Linked DNA regions of Homo sapiens: region 2 is linked to region 1. A link is a contact called in ENCODE Hi-C or POLR2A ChIA-PET data. All regions are on one chromosome and are shown on one strand. The core of a region is the stretch at or near the end of the contact, and the rest is flanking DNA. Distances in the headings are between cores, read along the strand shown.

Region 1 (7,780 bases), core at 1,408-3,907:
TAACACAAGGAACAGGCCCCAATGCCAAGCACAACGGGAAGACTTCTGCTGTCCTTACAAACTGCTCAAGGAAAGCTGACCTGCAGAGGTGAGCACAGAGCCACCCCGCACACGCCGGAGTGAGACGTCCCAGGAAACAAGAGCAAGGTGGCCAGGGACAAACAGGCGGCCTGTGGGCCCATGTTTGTCCAAGTTCCCTCCACCCATGGGCCGTGGAGGGAAGTCAGGGGAGGGCACTGAGCAAGGGATCCCATAACCTGAAAACGTTTGCAGCAGTTCACACCGGCTGCGGGGAAAGATGCGACAGTCACTCTCAGCCTTCCTCTTATTCAACTGACCACACCAGCAGCCCACCTAGTCAGGGCTCTTGGAGGGAGCTGCCTTTCTCCTTTCGGGGTACCTGGCCTCTTCCTCCCATCTCGCTGCCTGCTCCATCCCCATCTCCTAGGCCAGCTGCCCCTCACTTCTCCAAATATTGGAAGGGGCACTTCCTATCTCACTCCTCCCTAATGACCTAATTCAGTCTCATGGCTAGAAATACCACAGACACACAGTCATCCCCAAATGTACATTTCTGGCCCTGATCACTTCCCTGAACTGCCTATCTGACATCTCCATGTAGATGTCTGGGGGCACCTCGAGCCTAACCGGCCTGGTCCAAGCCACCCTCTCCTCCCACTTAGACAACTGTGATGCAGTCCCCCTAGGAGAGCAGAAACTGGCACAGCTGAGGAGAAAGGCCCCAGGGGACCCCTCAGAGTGATGGCTCTGTGCAGAGTGGGAGACGGGACAGGCACGTAAGTGGAGGGCTGGCATTAGATGGAAGCAGGGTGAGCCCCAGGGAGAATGGCAGAGCCTACCTCACAGATGCAGAAACCTGGCCAGACAGGAAAAAGCAACCATGGCTCTGATTTAAGTTTCTCTTTTACAATCTACCAAGTAGAAACGTTTGCCATAGGGTGACCCACTTTTAAAATTAATCAATATAAAGTGATTCATATAATCACCTTTTTGAATCATATATGAATATGCATAACACAACTAATTCACATAAATTTCAGATGCAGGAAAATGAGAGTTAAAGGAAAATGACGCACTTACTAAAGATACAAGCTTCAGACTGTGGTGAAGCCCTCCTAACTGTATGTTACTCCTTTCCATCCGGCCTAAGGAAGACCCTGGCCAGACCCCCAACTGGGTGACAGTGGCCACACTCCTCCATGGCCCTGCTGTGGCAGTTCTGCCCTCAGACACTGCACTTGTCCATGAGTAACTGGCTTCAGTGAAAGCAACTACTGCGAGAGCTGGATGTGCACAGTTCTAGAACGTTTAACGTTCTATCAAAATCAATACCTACTTAAAAAAAAAAAAAAACTTTGTGATGCCTTCAATGTATTTCTAATAGTTTCTTGTTGTTTTTTCTACAAACCAGTAAGACTGTTAGAATTAATACACATTCATTCGACAATTATTAAGTACCCATGTGAGCCAGAAAATGTACAAAAATGCCAGGGAGTCAAACAGGAAGAGATAAAGTCACTGTTCTCAGGCTGAGCCTCGTAAGACAACTGAAAAGTCAACAGGTAATTTCCACGCAATGTGGAGGGTGTCACACAGGATGAGTGCTGGGGGACTGGGGTGCAGGAGACACCAGTCCCGCACTGAGGAGTGGGGCAGTGGGGCAGTGGGATGTGCAGGTGGAGAAGTTTCTTAGGGAAGGAAGCAGCCAGTAGGGGGGTGGGTAGGAGCGAGAGGAAAACATGAAAATGACCCTGTTAAGAGAATTTCAGCAAGTGACAGCAGTTCAGAATTGCGCGGAAGAGGCAAACTGGATGTTTCATTCATTAGCTCACCAGGCTCTTGTGCGTGCCTGCGCTGGGAGGACCTGGGCCCTGCGGGATCTGTCAGCAGAGCGAGACAGGCTTAGGCGGGCACACAAGGAATGCAATGAGACCACATCAAGTAAGGGGGTCAGACAAGCCAGAGGACGAGGAGATCCCATCTGCTGGAGCTCCCCGTAAACAAGAGTGGAGAATGAGCGTGGACCCAGGAGGCTGCTGTGGTCACCGCCAGGAGAGACAATGGAGGCTGACACAGGCAGGCAGCCCCGGGAAGGGGAACCACTGCCCAGGAGGCGTGAGCAGCAGGCCTGTGCCTGATGCAGTACGACAAAAACACCAAACTTATAATTCCTGCCAGCCTGGAGCAGGACGGTCCCTTTTCCTAAGACAGGAAACCAGTAGTGTGGAGGAGGAGGGCAGTCGGGGACAGGAGAGATGAGCCTGTGGGACCCAAGGGGAGCTTTGCAATGGAGAGGTGTAGAGACTGGAAGCGCAAGAGTAAAGGGACCAGCTGGAGACGTGCTTTGGAACCCATTACATATACACAGCCATCGATGCCCAGGGGGACGAGTCATCCAGTGAGAGCCGGGCGCAGTGGGAGAAGCTGGTCAAGGCAACCTGAGGACACCAAGCCCACGGGACAGATGTCGGGAGAGAAGCCAAAGAAACGGACAAGTGAACAGAGAACGGGGCGGGGCCAGAACATGGTGCTGCCAAGGCCAGAGGAGGTTTTGAAGGGGCAGTGTGCACCAAGGAAGGCTGAGAAGGATGCATGCATGAAGACCACAGAGCCCGCCGGACTCAGCTGGCAGCCTCGGGAAGAGCATTCTGAGAACTGGTGAAGAGACAGCCGCAGGCACAGAAGGAAGGAAGTGAGAACAGCGGGAACTGTGCCTCTGCTCTGAGGGGAAAGTGTGGCCAAAAAAGATGTGTCTGCTTTAAGGATTGGAGAAACGGTGACGAAAGAAAACCCAATCAATGGGAGAGGCTGAAGAGGAGGAGGCTGCTCCTGAGAAAGGAGGCCCCTCGGGAGGCGGAGGGGAGGGATGCAGGGCCCAGGTAGGGCAGTGTCTTTCACTGGGTCAGGGTACAGACGCAGGGAAGGGGTGGGCGGCCCATCAGCACCTGCAGTTTGTCTTACTATGTTAAGCAGGAGGCAGGGCATCTGCTGAGTGGGAGGGCCCAGCCTGGAGGAAGTGGGGAGAAGTGCGGCTACAGGGGGCAGAGTGAAAGTCAAACAAGGACACGGGCAGGGCAGGGGCCCATGGAGACTGGAGACAAGAGTCGGCAACGGCACTGTCAGGGTGGCAGCACTGTCACTCCTCGGACTGCTACGTCAGTACCCATGAGCAACGCATTCGCAGTGGCTGCTGGACTGCTGTGGGGCAGGCCTCGGCGGGAGCCACACAGAAAGGCCCTGGGAAGGGGTCAGAAGACTCTAACCAGTCTGCAGTGGAAGTGAGGTCAACACTAAGTGCAGGAGGAACTCAGAGGGGTGGCAACTGACGGAGAGCAGGAGTTGGAGCGCTGGGGTCTCCCAAGGGCAGGGCCCAGCACAGCCACCTGGCCCAGAGTCCCAGCTTGGCCTCTTACTGGATCCCTCTGAACCCTGGCCCCCTACCTGTCCGTTCCGAACAACGAAAGGGTCTATCTCCTGCCCTGCGCCAGCTGAGCATAAGCTCTGTGGATGCACACGGGAGTCTCAGCTGTTATTCCTTCCGTCGCTATTACTGCAATGAGGATGAAAAGGCAGGTCAGGAAGTGGCCATCTGTCGACTGCAGCCCTCCCGCGGCACCTGCACGGGGCTCGGGAGGAGGTGTCCACACCAACCGCCAGCTCTTCCACGGCAGCACACGGCAAAGACCCCTCTGGCAGGTGCTACAACTGTGGCCACTGCCCAACCTAAAGCCAGCTACTCCCGTAGCCTCCAACTCAGCCCCAGGAAAAAAGACCAGGCCACTGCAGTGCCAGGCACAGCCCAGAGACGTGCAGGACAGTGAGTCTCTGCTCTGTTGCTTGTCTGAGCCACCTGGGAGCTGAGACCAGCTCTCCCAGAATGTCCCCGTGGGCGGCCTGGCTATCTGCATTTGACACTGAGAAAGTCACCTCTGCAGAGGCCCCAAAGGTGAGTGTCTCCACCTGGAAAACGTGGATACTCTTCCTGTTTGGATATAAGGAGTCAACGGAAATAATTCCAACTCAAGGTAAAAGCGACCAGTAGTCCACGCCCCAGCTCCATCCTGGAGAGGCCAGACACAAGGGTAAGAAAAGCTGATGTAATGGTCCCCACAGGGCCAAGACCACCTGACCCCCACCCAGGGACAACCAGTAACAAACTGCACCTTGACAGCGGAGCGCCAGGTGCACAGACAAGCACACACCCCACAGGGCGCTGGCCCGGGCATGCCACACCAGGCTCAGGTGCAGACTTGGCTTCCAGCCAGAAGGCCAGCAAGGGAGACCCTCGGGAACCCTCAGAGAGGGGAGAGGATCCCAGAGAAGAGGGGGCTGGATAGGGAGACCCTCTAAATCTGTGTCACATCCTGGCCACTCCTGAAGCAACTACAGTGGCACAGCAGCCACTCTGAGGGCCACAGCCCACAGCCCAGCCAGAGCGGCAGGACGAAGACCGAAAATGAAACCTACGCTCAACTGTATGTAGCCCCCAGGAGCAGGTCAGGGCCTGCAGTCTCGACGTAACTGGGTGGACTACCTGCTAGAACAAACCAAAACCAACACCTCAGGCCTCCAACAGGACCCACGGCCTCCAAATACAATATTGCAAATGCCCAACACACAACCCAAAGCTCCTTAACAAAAAAGAAAGACCCACAGGAAAACCTGCAACTTCCAGGAGAAAAGGCAATGTCCCAAGGTTGGGACTGTCTGACAAGGAATTCAAAGTGACCATGGAACAATGCTCCAAGAAGCACAGGCAGAAGCCCGAACGAAACAAAAACTCTCACAGAAACTCAGAGAACTCCCAGCAAAGAGAAGCCCCAGTGTGGAGAAAAGACCAAGCCCGGAGCAGAGGCCACGTGCTGGTGAGGAGAGGCTGGAGGGGCTGCAGAGCCTGCCTGCTAGCAGCTGCCCTGGGCCATCTCATGAGCGCAGTGACAGAGACCTCACTGGGCCAGGAGGCAGACACTAAGGGGCAACCCTCATAGCCCCTCCTCCTCCTTCCCCTGAGCTCTTCTGAGAGGCCGTGGGAGCGCATGGGATGGTTAGAGTGGAGCACAAACTCTAAGGCCAGAGGCTCTGCACCTGAGGCCCGGCCGGCCACCCTCATTCACACCTCAGAAACCCAGCAGGAAAGGTGCTGGCACCAGGTCCTCTCCCCGTAAGCTCCCACCCGTAGCTCGCTCCCCTGAGCTCACGAAGAAATCTCGAGGCCCCCAAGGGCCACAACCACTGCAACCGAAACACAAACTGCACAGCCTGAGCCTGGAAAGGAGGCATGGAGCAAAGGTGGGCAAAGGAGCATGGGAGGCCCCTCGGGGTGGGATGGGAGGGAGCCTCCTTCCAGGCACGGTGGACCCTGTGCTAGGCCAGTAAGCCCCCGTGGCAGACACAGTAGGACAGTGCACACAGCTCACACCCGCAGAGGCTCCGCATGCCCAACCCACACCCATGGAGGCTCCGCATGTACAACTCACACCTGTGGAATGCTCCACACACATACAGCTCACACCCACAGAGCCTCTGCACACACAATCCACACCTGCAGGAGGCTATACACACACAACTCACAGCCACAGAGGCTCCACACACACAATTCACACCTGCGGGAGGCTCTGGCCGGCCAACTGGGTGGTGAGGAATCACCAGGCCAAGTTCAGGCAGAAGACGCAATCCAGAGAACCCGTCCCTCTTCCTGGACCGCGGTTTCCCCCTGAGGGCGCCTGGGAGGAGCTGTCCGTGCCAGGAGAGGTGGTAAAGACGGCAGGCTGTGTTTCTGGCACCGCACCTTTCTAAGGACAAAATCTGGACTCTAGGGCCTGCCCAATGACGCCTACCACATACTCTGGGTGGGTAACCTGAAGGGCTGCACCCAGGAGCAGGAGCAAACGTGAAGCAGCCCAGCCTCAGGGGACTAGAGCACGGCTCTGAGGCACCTCCACCAGGGCCTCGCGTGGGGTGACCAGATCTGTTCCTGTCTCCAAGGGACCGCTGGAAGCCAACGGAAACTCCCCCTGGGAAAAGATTATATCTTAGGCCTCAGACTGTTTCCAAAATCTTTCACATACAATGGTCAGTTAAGCAAAATGACAAGACATCATGAGCAAAAGCCAGCAGAAACAGTAACAGAAGCAAGCTCCCAGACTCCTGAAGCCTGCCAAGATGAAGACAGTCCAAGACAGCCCCTCTCTCCCGCTGACAACAGCTAAAAACTCTGGACAAAAGACAAACACCTACCTAAGGACTCTGGAAAGTAAGCTGCAGCAGGCACACTGGGGAGGAGGGTCCATCCTGAAGAAGGAACCCAAAACAGGGGACTCCTCAGGTTCGTTTTCTCTTTTCTGCCCTGGCTGGACCTGAGGGCAGCCCCAGACAGCCAGGCTCAGAGAGAAACCCTGTCTTTCTCTGGCTAGAGGACGAGGAAAAGGGGCCCCTACAAGCTGGAGGGGGAATCCTGAGGGCTCCCACTTTTCTCTCCCAGCCTGACCCAGCTGGCTGCAGTCACAGAGCTGTGCAGTGGCAGCATGAGCAGCAGAAACAGGGAAGCCTAGGCACGGGGTAAGGAAGGAGGAAAGCCCATCTTTCTAGGCAGAGGCTGAGGAAGAAGGTTCCTCGGAGCCAGAAAGTGTGTAAGGAATTCACAAAAGGAGAGCTGGAGAGGGATCCCCAGAGACGTGTATGAGCCTGCAAGATCTGGGCTTACTCCTGAGCTGTGTGTGCCTTGGGCAGGCCCGGGGCCACAGGCAAAAGCTGTGGAAGCTGAACCAACACTGCAGCCACCACCCATGACAGCAAAACGGACTCCTGGGCTGAACCCAATGGGGTTTATTGCAACCCAGCTGCAAAACAAAATCAACGTTATCCAAAGGACTTTAACAGGACCCAGAAACCAGTCTCACAGCATGATGTTCACAGAGCCCAATGTTCACAGAGCCCAATCCATAATTATTCAACAAAGAACCAGGAAAATGTGACCAATTTTCAAAGGAAGAGACAACCAACAGAGGCCAACCCCAAAATGACCCAGATGTTAGTTATCAAAGACTCTAAAACAGCTATTATAAGTTCCATGAGGTAAAGCTACACTCTCTTAAAATATATGAAAAAATAGAGATCTCAGCAGAGAAATTAAAAACTAGAACGAAAATTTCAGGACTAAAAAGTACAATGGCAACATAAAATTCACTGGATGCGCTCAACAGAATGGCAACGACAGAGGAGTCAGTGAATATGAAAATAGATCAATAGAAAGAATCCAATCTGAAGAACAGAGAGAAGAAACTGATGGGATAAAATGGCAAGTCTTGAAGTATGAGACGATGTCAAAAGTTCCAACACTGTCGGTAGAGAAAAGGTTGATGCAAAAAAGTATATGAATAAATATGGCCCAAATCTCCCCAAATCTGGTGAAAGACACCAATTTACAGGCTCAGGAAGCCTAGAAAACCCCAAACAGAATAAACTCAAAGAAAACCGTGTGCAGACATGGTTCATAATAAACTGCTGAAGACCAAAGGTGACGAAACAGGCCCGCAGGACCCCACAACTTGAGGTACCAGCCACAGACTTTCAGTTACCATGCTTCAAACAATAGCAACAAAAAAGACACGATTAAAATTTTGGACAGAAAAGTGGAAATTACAAAAAATCAAAAGAAGAAGAAAAAAGAACTTGACAGATTAGAAAAAGAACAAAATAGGCTGGGTGTGGTGGCTCACACCTGGAATCCCAGCACTTTGGAAAGCTAAGTCAGGTGCAG
Region 2 (7,780 bases), core at 3,652-6,151, 40 kb after region 1:
TAGCCCAGATATCCCCAGCGGGCCGGCCCATCAGACCCTCCCCTGGCAACAAGGTCACACAAGCCTTGGTAAAGGTGGCAGTGTTCCACCCTGGACCCAGGCCTTCCAAATCGGGCCCTGCACCCCCTCAGGAGGGGCACAGGACTTTTCCCCACCTGGCCCCCAGCCTAGTTGGAAGTCAGGGCAGGGTGAGCCCATGCTCCTGGGCATCCGGCCTGCAGGCTGACGCTTGCTCACCTCATTGTAAGGAGGTCATTTTTTATTATTTAAAAAAAATAATGGAGACAGGGTCTTATGTTGCCCAGCCTGGTCTCGAACTCCTGGGCTCAAGCGATCCTGCCACCTCGGTCTCCCAAAGCACTGGGATTACAGGTGTGAGGCACCGTGCCCAGCCTTTCTATTTTTTTTAATTTTTGTAAAGTGGTAATTTCAACATATTACCATCTCCCCTAATGACAGTGGTTTGTTTGTTTTGTTTTGTAGGTTTTTGTTTTTTGGGGTTTTTTTTGAGTCTCACTCTGTTGCCAGGCAGGAATGCAGTGGCTCAATCTCGGCTCACTGCAACCTCCACCTCCCAGGTTCAAGCGATTTTGCTGTCTCAGCCTCCCAAGTAGCTGGGATTATAGGTGCCTGCCACCACGCCCAGCTGATGTTTATATTTTTAGTAGAGACAGTGTTTTACCATGTTGGCCAGGCTGGTCTTAAACTCCTGACCTCAGGTGATCCGCCTGCTTCAGTCTCCCAAAGTGCTGGGATTACAGGCATGAGCCACCCTGCACAGACTTTCTTTTTTGAAATGGATTTTCCCTCTTGTTGCCCAGGTTGAAGTGCAGTGGTGCGATCTTGGCTCACTGCAACCTCCATTTCCTGGGTTCAAGTGATTCTCCTGCCTCAGCCTCCGGAGTAGCTGGGATTACAGGGGCCCGCCAAACTCCTGACCTCGTGATCTGCCTGCCTCGGCCTCCCAAAGTGCTGGGATTACAGGCGTAAGCCACCAATCCCAGCCTTTTTTTTTTTTTTTTTTGAGACGGAGTCTGGCTCTGTTTCCAGGCTGCAGTGCAGTGGCGTGATCTTGGCTCACTGCAGCCTCTGCCTCCCAGGTTCAAGCGATTCTCCTATCTCAGCCTCCCGAGTAGCTGGGATTACAGGAGCGCACCACCACGCCTGGCTAATTCATTTTTTTTGTATTTTTAGTAGATGCGGGGTTTCACCATGTTGGCCAGGATGGTCTCCATCTCTTGACCTTGTGATCTGCCCGCCTCGGCCTCCCAAAGTGCTGGGATTACAGGCGTGAGCCACTGCACCCGGCCAACTTTCTTTCTTTAATTTTTGTAAAGGTAATTTCAACATATTACCACTTCTCCTAATAATAGTGTTTTAACAAATATTAGGCAGCTTCATTTTTGCTTTGAGTTGTGCTTTTAAAAGAACTAAATTAGGTCGCTGGAGATTAAAGCATTTACCATTTAGCAGGCAGGGCCTGTCCAGAGCCCCAGTCGGGAAAACGGGCTAAACAGCTGGCTTAGCTTTAGGACTTCCCTCGTTCCCTCCTCTCCCTCCAGTCCTGGGGACGGAGGTCTGGCGTGGGGATCAGGGTGGCCTCCGCCCACTCCCCTGCGACCCCCAGGCTGGGCTCCAGGAGTCAGCGGGGAGCCCCAGGTGGGGGATCTCTGCGCCCCAGCCCTTCTGGGTCAGGCTAGTTACCTCCCGCGGTGCAGCACGCATCTCTGTCTCCACTGACTTGCAAGGCTAAAAATGTGCAGAACCCAAACCAAAATGTGCCTGCCCATTGTGTTTAAAATACCACTGTTGCAGATGTATTACTGTCTGGCACGGTGGCTCACGCCTGTAATCCCAGCACTTTGGGTGGCCGAGGTGGGTGGATCACGAGGTCAGGAGATCGAGACCATCCTGGCTAACACAGTGAAACCCCATCTCCGCTGAAAATACAAAAAATTAGCCAGGTGTGGTGGCAGGCGCCTGTACTCCCAGCTACTCGGGAGGCCGAGGCAGGAGAATGGTGTGAACCCGGGAGGCGGAGCTTGCAGTGAGCCGAGATCGCAACACTGCACTCCAGCCTGGGCGACAGAGTGAGACCTCCGTCTCAAAAAAAAAAAAAATTAGCTGGGCATGGTGGCACGCATGCCCGTAATCTCACCTACTCAGGCGGCTGAGGCAGGAGAATCACTTGAACCCAGGTGGCAGAGGTTGCGGTGAGCCGAGATCGCGCCATTGCACTCTAACCTGGATGACAGAGCAAGACTCTGTCTCAAAAAACAAACAAACAGAAAAAACAAGTGTATTACCATATGGAAATTATTTTATGACAAAGCATGCATATTGGTTTGCTTAAATAAACCGTTCTGACTAACAGTACTTCAGGCCCAGCATGGAAATTTTGAAAAATCACAGATGATAAAAAACACGAGACTAGCTTGGGTCTCAAGTTTTTCTTCCTTGGAGTTTTGGTTTTTCATGAACTTTCTGGGAAATGAAATTTAGTAGTTTGGGGGCATCGATTAGTTCATAGAGGATGTAAAACGGAGGGATTGGGTTCGACGCCTTAAAAACACGGAAGTTACAGCTGGAAAGAAAATTAGAGGCAATTTTTTTTATTTTTGTATTGAGGGGAAATTCACATAACAAACTCAGCCGTGCTAAGGTGGACAATTCAGTGCCGTTGCATTCATTCCCGATGCGTCGCAGCCACATCCATCTAGTTCCAGAACACTGTCATGCCCTGGGAAGGAAACGCCCTCCCCATCAGCCCTCACTCCCCATTCCTCCCTCCCCCAGCCCGTGGCAACCACCCATCTTTGTGTCTCTGTGGATTCGCCTGTTGTGGACATTTCATAGAAATGGAATCAAGACAACATGTGGACCTTCATGCCTGGCTTGTCCTGCTCAGCATGATGCCTTCAAGGTTCACGCGTGTCGCTGCGTCAGGGCTCACCTCCTCGTGTGCCGAACACCCCATTGTCTGGGTGACCACATGTTGCCCCCCTACTCCTCCACCAATGGGCTTCGTGTTGTCGCCACCTCTTGGCTGCTGTGAACCCGTTTGACTTTTTGAACTAACTTTCAGATTCACTCTTGTAGTTTCAAGGTCGAACCTACAGAAGGCGAAAGAAACCCGCCGGCTCAGGAATTGTGCAACCAGTGGCCTGGCGGCTGCAGGTCCCCCGTGCTGGGGGTCTTGACTTTGATGCTTTCCCAGGTGCCCACTTGTTTCAGGAGCCTCCAACCTGTGAACCTCGCACACACAGCTTGGTGCATGTCAGGTAGAGCCTAGTAGAGCTGTTCTTTTTTGGGGGGGTGGGGGATGGAGTTTCACTCTTGCTGCCCAGGCTGGAGTGCAATGGCGTGATCTCGGCTCACTGCAACCTCCGTCTCCCAGGTTTAAGCAATTAATGGTGAGGGCAGCCACATCATGGAAGTGGTGGGCCCAGCCTGGATAGGAGGGAAGCAGCGAGAGTGTCCGCTGTCTGCGAGGGCCACCCTGGCCCCGGACTCACTCCTGGGTAGGGCCTGTGGGGTCAGACCCCCTCCCTCAGCGAGCCCCAAGGAAGCGTGGGGTCCGACCGCCGCCATCCTGGGACTGAGTTTGGAGGCCTCAGTGCTTGGCTGGCAAGAGCAGCCACCTGGGGACACGGTGATTAATTCAGCATCAGAATGCAAGCGTGGGAGTTTCCAGGAACACTGAGGTTCAGGTCTGGGGGCGGAAGAGAAAAGCAGCTCATTCTCAGAAAGCACTGAGAGGCCGGGCCCTGTGGCTCATGCCTGTAATCCCAGTGCTTTGGGAGGCTGAGGCAGGATTGCTTGAGGCCAGAAGTTCAAGACCAGCCTGGGCAACACAGCAAGACCCCGTCTCTAGAGAACATTTAAAAACTAGCTGTGCGCAGTGGTGCATACCTGCAGTCCCAGCTACCCTGGAGGCTGAGGCGGGAGGATGCTTGAGCCCAGGAGTTGTGGGCTACAATGAGCCGTGATGGCTGCACTGCACTCCAGCCTGGGTGACAGAACGAGACCTCGTCTCTAAAGTAAATACATAAAACCTAAAAACAACGGCCGGTTGTGGTGGCTCACACCTATAATTCTAGCACTTTGGGAGGCTGAGGTGGGCAGATCACAAGATGAGGAGTTCGAGACCAGCCTGGCCAACATGGTGAAACCCCGTCTTACTAGAAATAAAAAAATTAGCTGCGTGTGGTGCTGGGCGCCTGTAGTCCCAGCTCCTCAGGAGGCTGAGGCAGGAGAATGGCATGAACCCAGGAGGCGGAGGTTGCAATGAGCCGAGATCTTGCCACTGCACTCCAGCCCGGGCGACAGAGACTCCGCCTCAAAGAAAAAAAACAAGGAGAGCCCTGCAGGCCCCTCCTTAGGCTGGCCTCAGAGGTCTTCAGTGGCCAGAGGGTGTGAGGATCTGCGGGACGTGCCGACTGGGGCAGCCCCCACCACACCCTGGGATGCACCCTGGCTGGGACCAGTCTCCAAATTCCCCTGCATCCGTCTCAGGCTGGAAAACTCTCCAACAAAGTTGCCTCCAGTCACTGGATGGGAAGCGGCCTCTCAGCTGAGCCGGACCCTCTCTCCTTCAGCTGGTGCTGCAGTGACTCCAAGTGACCAGTGACACCAGGTGTGGCAGCTGCGCACAGCCTTTATCGTGCCGCACTCAAGGGCCCCGGGAAGGGAACCCAGGCAGGGCCCAGTGCCATGGTGGTCTCCACTTCGCCGTGGAGAGAACGGCCAGGTGACCCAACCACAGCGAGGCCTTCAGTGTGTTCCTCACTTCCACCTGTGGCGGTCGCTTCTGGCTGTCACCCTGAGCACATCCATGTGGCCTCTTGGAGTGGCCTCTCCACGTGGCCTAGGCTTCCTGGCAACGCAGCCGCCTCAGGGCAGTGTGACTTCCTGATGGTGGTGACTCAGGACAACAAAAGCGAGAGGCCCTGAGAGTCAGGCGGGCACCACAGGGCCTTGCTGAGGCAGCCGGGGACTCCCGCTCCCTCTGCTGACACCATTGGTGGCCAGTGAGTCAGAGGCAGAGGTGCCAGAGACCCCGCCCGAAGGGAGGAGATCTGAGAGCCTGCAGCCACAGGCTCCTCCAGGACTCGAGCACCGGGGCCGCACAGAGAGCCCTTTCTCTCCTGGGCAGGCCAGGCGGGGATCCCCCAGCGCCCTAACCTGCTCTGTGACCACGGCAATGTGGCCTTGGGGATGTGCCCTGCCTCTCTGGGTTCCAGTGCAGGACTCAGGGCTGGCCACCTGAGAAGCATCTCTAGGACATTCCAAAGCCTGGAACAGGGACAGCATTGTGGCCCTGCTCTGGAAGGCTGCGTGGAAGCCAAGAAGTTGTCCTGGCCTGTCCTGGAGGTGCCTTTGCCCTTGCTTCCTGTCCTTGTCCCCAGGGGCTGCACCCATCCTACTGACTCTGCCAGCAGTGCCAGCCTGGTCCCAGGCACCCTGGAGCTGCTCCATCCCCATTGGGGGCCAAGAGCTGCCGGCCCACACCAGAGGCCCCGGCCACACAGGAGCCACGGGACAGCCGGAAGGGAAGCCAGGAGGCCTTGCTTGGGGAGCTGGGCACACGCCTGGCCTCCCCGTGATGCTCCCCTGGACGACACACGCACGCACACATGCACGCCTGTGCATGCACACAGAGCACACATGCACACACACGCACACCTGTGCATGCAGAGCACACGCACACACACACAAACCTGTGCATGCACACAGCATACACGCATGCACGCCTATGCATGCAGAGCACACATGCACACACATGCACGCCTGTGCATGCACACAGCACACATGCACACACCTGTGCATGCACACACACACATACATGCCTCTGCATGCACACAGCACACACGCACACCTGTGCACGCAGAGCACACACGCACACACACGCACGCCTCTGCATGCAGAGAGCACACACACACACATGCACGCCTGTGCATGCACACAGAGCACACACGCACACCACACCACCACACACACACTTCAAAAACCACACACGGGCGACGCCGCAGGCAGAGTGTACCACAGCCCCGCAGCTGCCACCCCTGCCCTCTGGGAGAGTCCGCTTCCGAGCTCACTTCGAGGAGGATCTTTCTGGCGACAGAGCCAGTGCTGTGGGCGGGAAGGCCCCACCTGACCACACCTCCTGCTCTGTGGCACCTGTGTCCCCGCCACCCCCCAGCCCGAGTAAAATCATTTCTCTAGACTCTGCGGCTGGGCCCTGGAAGTCAGGCTCTCCCCGACCTGCCAGGGCAGTGCCTGCTGCGGCGGAGCCTGGACACCAGGTCTCCTGTCTCCATCCATCTCCACTCAAGGACAGGGGTGCAGGTCCCAGAGCTTTTGTCAGGACTCTGCCAGCTTGCAGAGCCGCTGCGGCCACAGGGCTCATGGTCCCAGGCCTGCTCCACCACGGCCCTCGGCAGTGGCCCTGATCCCTGGCTGTGGCCCTGGTGCCCGAGGCTCACACCAGGGCAGGAACGTGCTCTTGGGTGTGGGTGGGGTCCACTCTGACAGGGACCTGGAAGGGCCCTCACAAGTCTGGGATCCAGGCCCTTGTCATTCAGGAGCCCAGGAGGGGTCAGCCAGGTCCCCAGAGGGGAAGGGGACGTGCCTGGGCTGTGAGGTCCACAGCCTCTGGGTGAAGCAGAGGCCAGCCCAGGATGGGGCTCACAGTTCTCAGGAGCCCGGGAGGTGGCACTGGGAGGGTGGGCATCCCCGCCCACCCCAGAGAGGCCAAGCACAGGGCAGGAGTGTGGCCACACGGCCCAGGGGGCGCATGGCTGCTGAGAGGAAGAGCGCAGTTGCCTGGGGGAGGCTGAGCACGATGCAGGGTGGACAGAGACCCCACTGCTGGGCGAGAGCCAGGCTCATGCCCTGCTGGCGCCAGAGCCTGCCCACAGCCCAGGGGCTGCCTGGGAGGCGCGGGAGGACCACACTTGGGGCCCTACACAGGCTGGGACTCATTCTGAGCCCCTAAGGACAGCTTGTGGGTGAAGGGAGCCCCTCTTGGGAATGTGGAGAAGAGAGTGGGGCACCTGCTGGCCAAAGAAAGCCCTGGGCCCACCCCCAGTTATGTGGGCAGTGACAGTTGGGGACAGGGCACTCAGCCATGCTCCCCGGCGACTGCTGGGTGATGAGCAGCCCAACCGCAGGCCCTGGCCCTGCCAGCCCTGGGCTTAGGCTGAACCCGTCAAAAAGGCCCTGCCTGGCCTTGGAGAGCCCACCGTGCCCTGCGGGGTATGAGGCTGGCAGACCCTTGAGGACCAAGCCAGGAGACATCCCTGGCGGAGACTCGATCCCAGGAAAGTGCCGGGGGTGCACTGGCAGGTTCCCCTGCAGGAAGCCAGCTCTTGGGAGCCCAGAATGCAGGCACCACCCCACAGGGGGCTCCCTCAGACTCCCTCGTGTGCCAAGCCAGTGAGCCCGCCTGGGAGTGGGGCAAGGGTGGACCTCACTTAAGTGCAGCTGTTCAAGGGGAGACCGTCAGGCGGGAAACCAGAGCGAGCTCTGAGAGAACGTCGAAGAGCCACTAACTGCCTCAGACCCCCGCCCCCAGCCCTGCCCAGTCTGCAGCATCCAAACCCTTGTCCCCCAGAGCCACATGGCTGTGTTCTCTGCCTGGGAGTCAGTCCCCAGCCAGGCACCAGGCATCCTCACCTGGAGGCAGCTGTGCCTTCCAAGCCTCCACTGGGCACAGAAAGCTGCTTGCAGGTGCCACACCCGACTCCCGGCCCTAACCCGAGAGAGAGCCCCTGGGTGG

Evidence for each region. A loop is a pair of places that touch in the nucleus more often than their neighbours do. ChIA-PET counts read pairs that join two places held with the same protein, here RNA polymerase II (POLR2A). Pooled maps may share reads with other maps.
Region 2: a pooled map shows a loop between it and region 1 (5-fold over the local background). The contact joins two enhancer-like sites. A Hi-C loop is called at or near these places in 8 of 50 pooled maps. POLR2A ChIA-PET finds 5 or more read pairs at or near these places in 6 of 52 experiments (A673, H1, MCF 10A and 3 more).

What each region holds. Positions count from the first base shown.
Region 1 is chr9:135,884,703-135,892,482 of GRCh38, forward strand. The region is part of intron 1 of CAMSAP1 (calmodulin regulated spectrin associated protein 1); the gene reads right to left. Among named protein-coding and RNA genes, the nearest start is that of CAMSAP1, 19 kb to the right of the region's middle. RefSeq lists enhancers at 2,881-3,175, 4,355-5,058. Within about 2 kb of position 2,658, at least 16 of the 41 ENCODE cell types and tissues checked have a DNase peak (open chromatin) inside an H3K27ac peak, as active enhancers do.
Region 2 is chr9:135,922,075-135,929,854 of GRCh38, forward strand. No RefSeq gene overlaps it. Among named protein-coding and RNA genes, the nearest start is that of CAMSAP1-DT, 18 kb to the left of the region's middle. RefSeq lists enhancers at 3,721-3,800, 4,837-4,886. Within about 2 kb of position 4,902, at least 8 of the 41 ENCODE cell types and tissues checked have a DNase peak (open chromatin) inside an H3K27ac peak, as active enhancers do.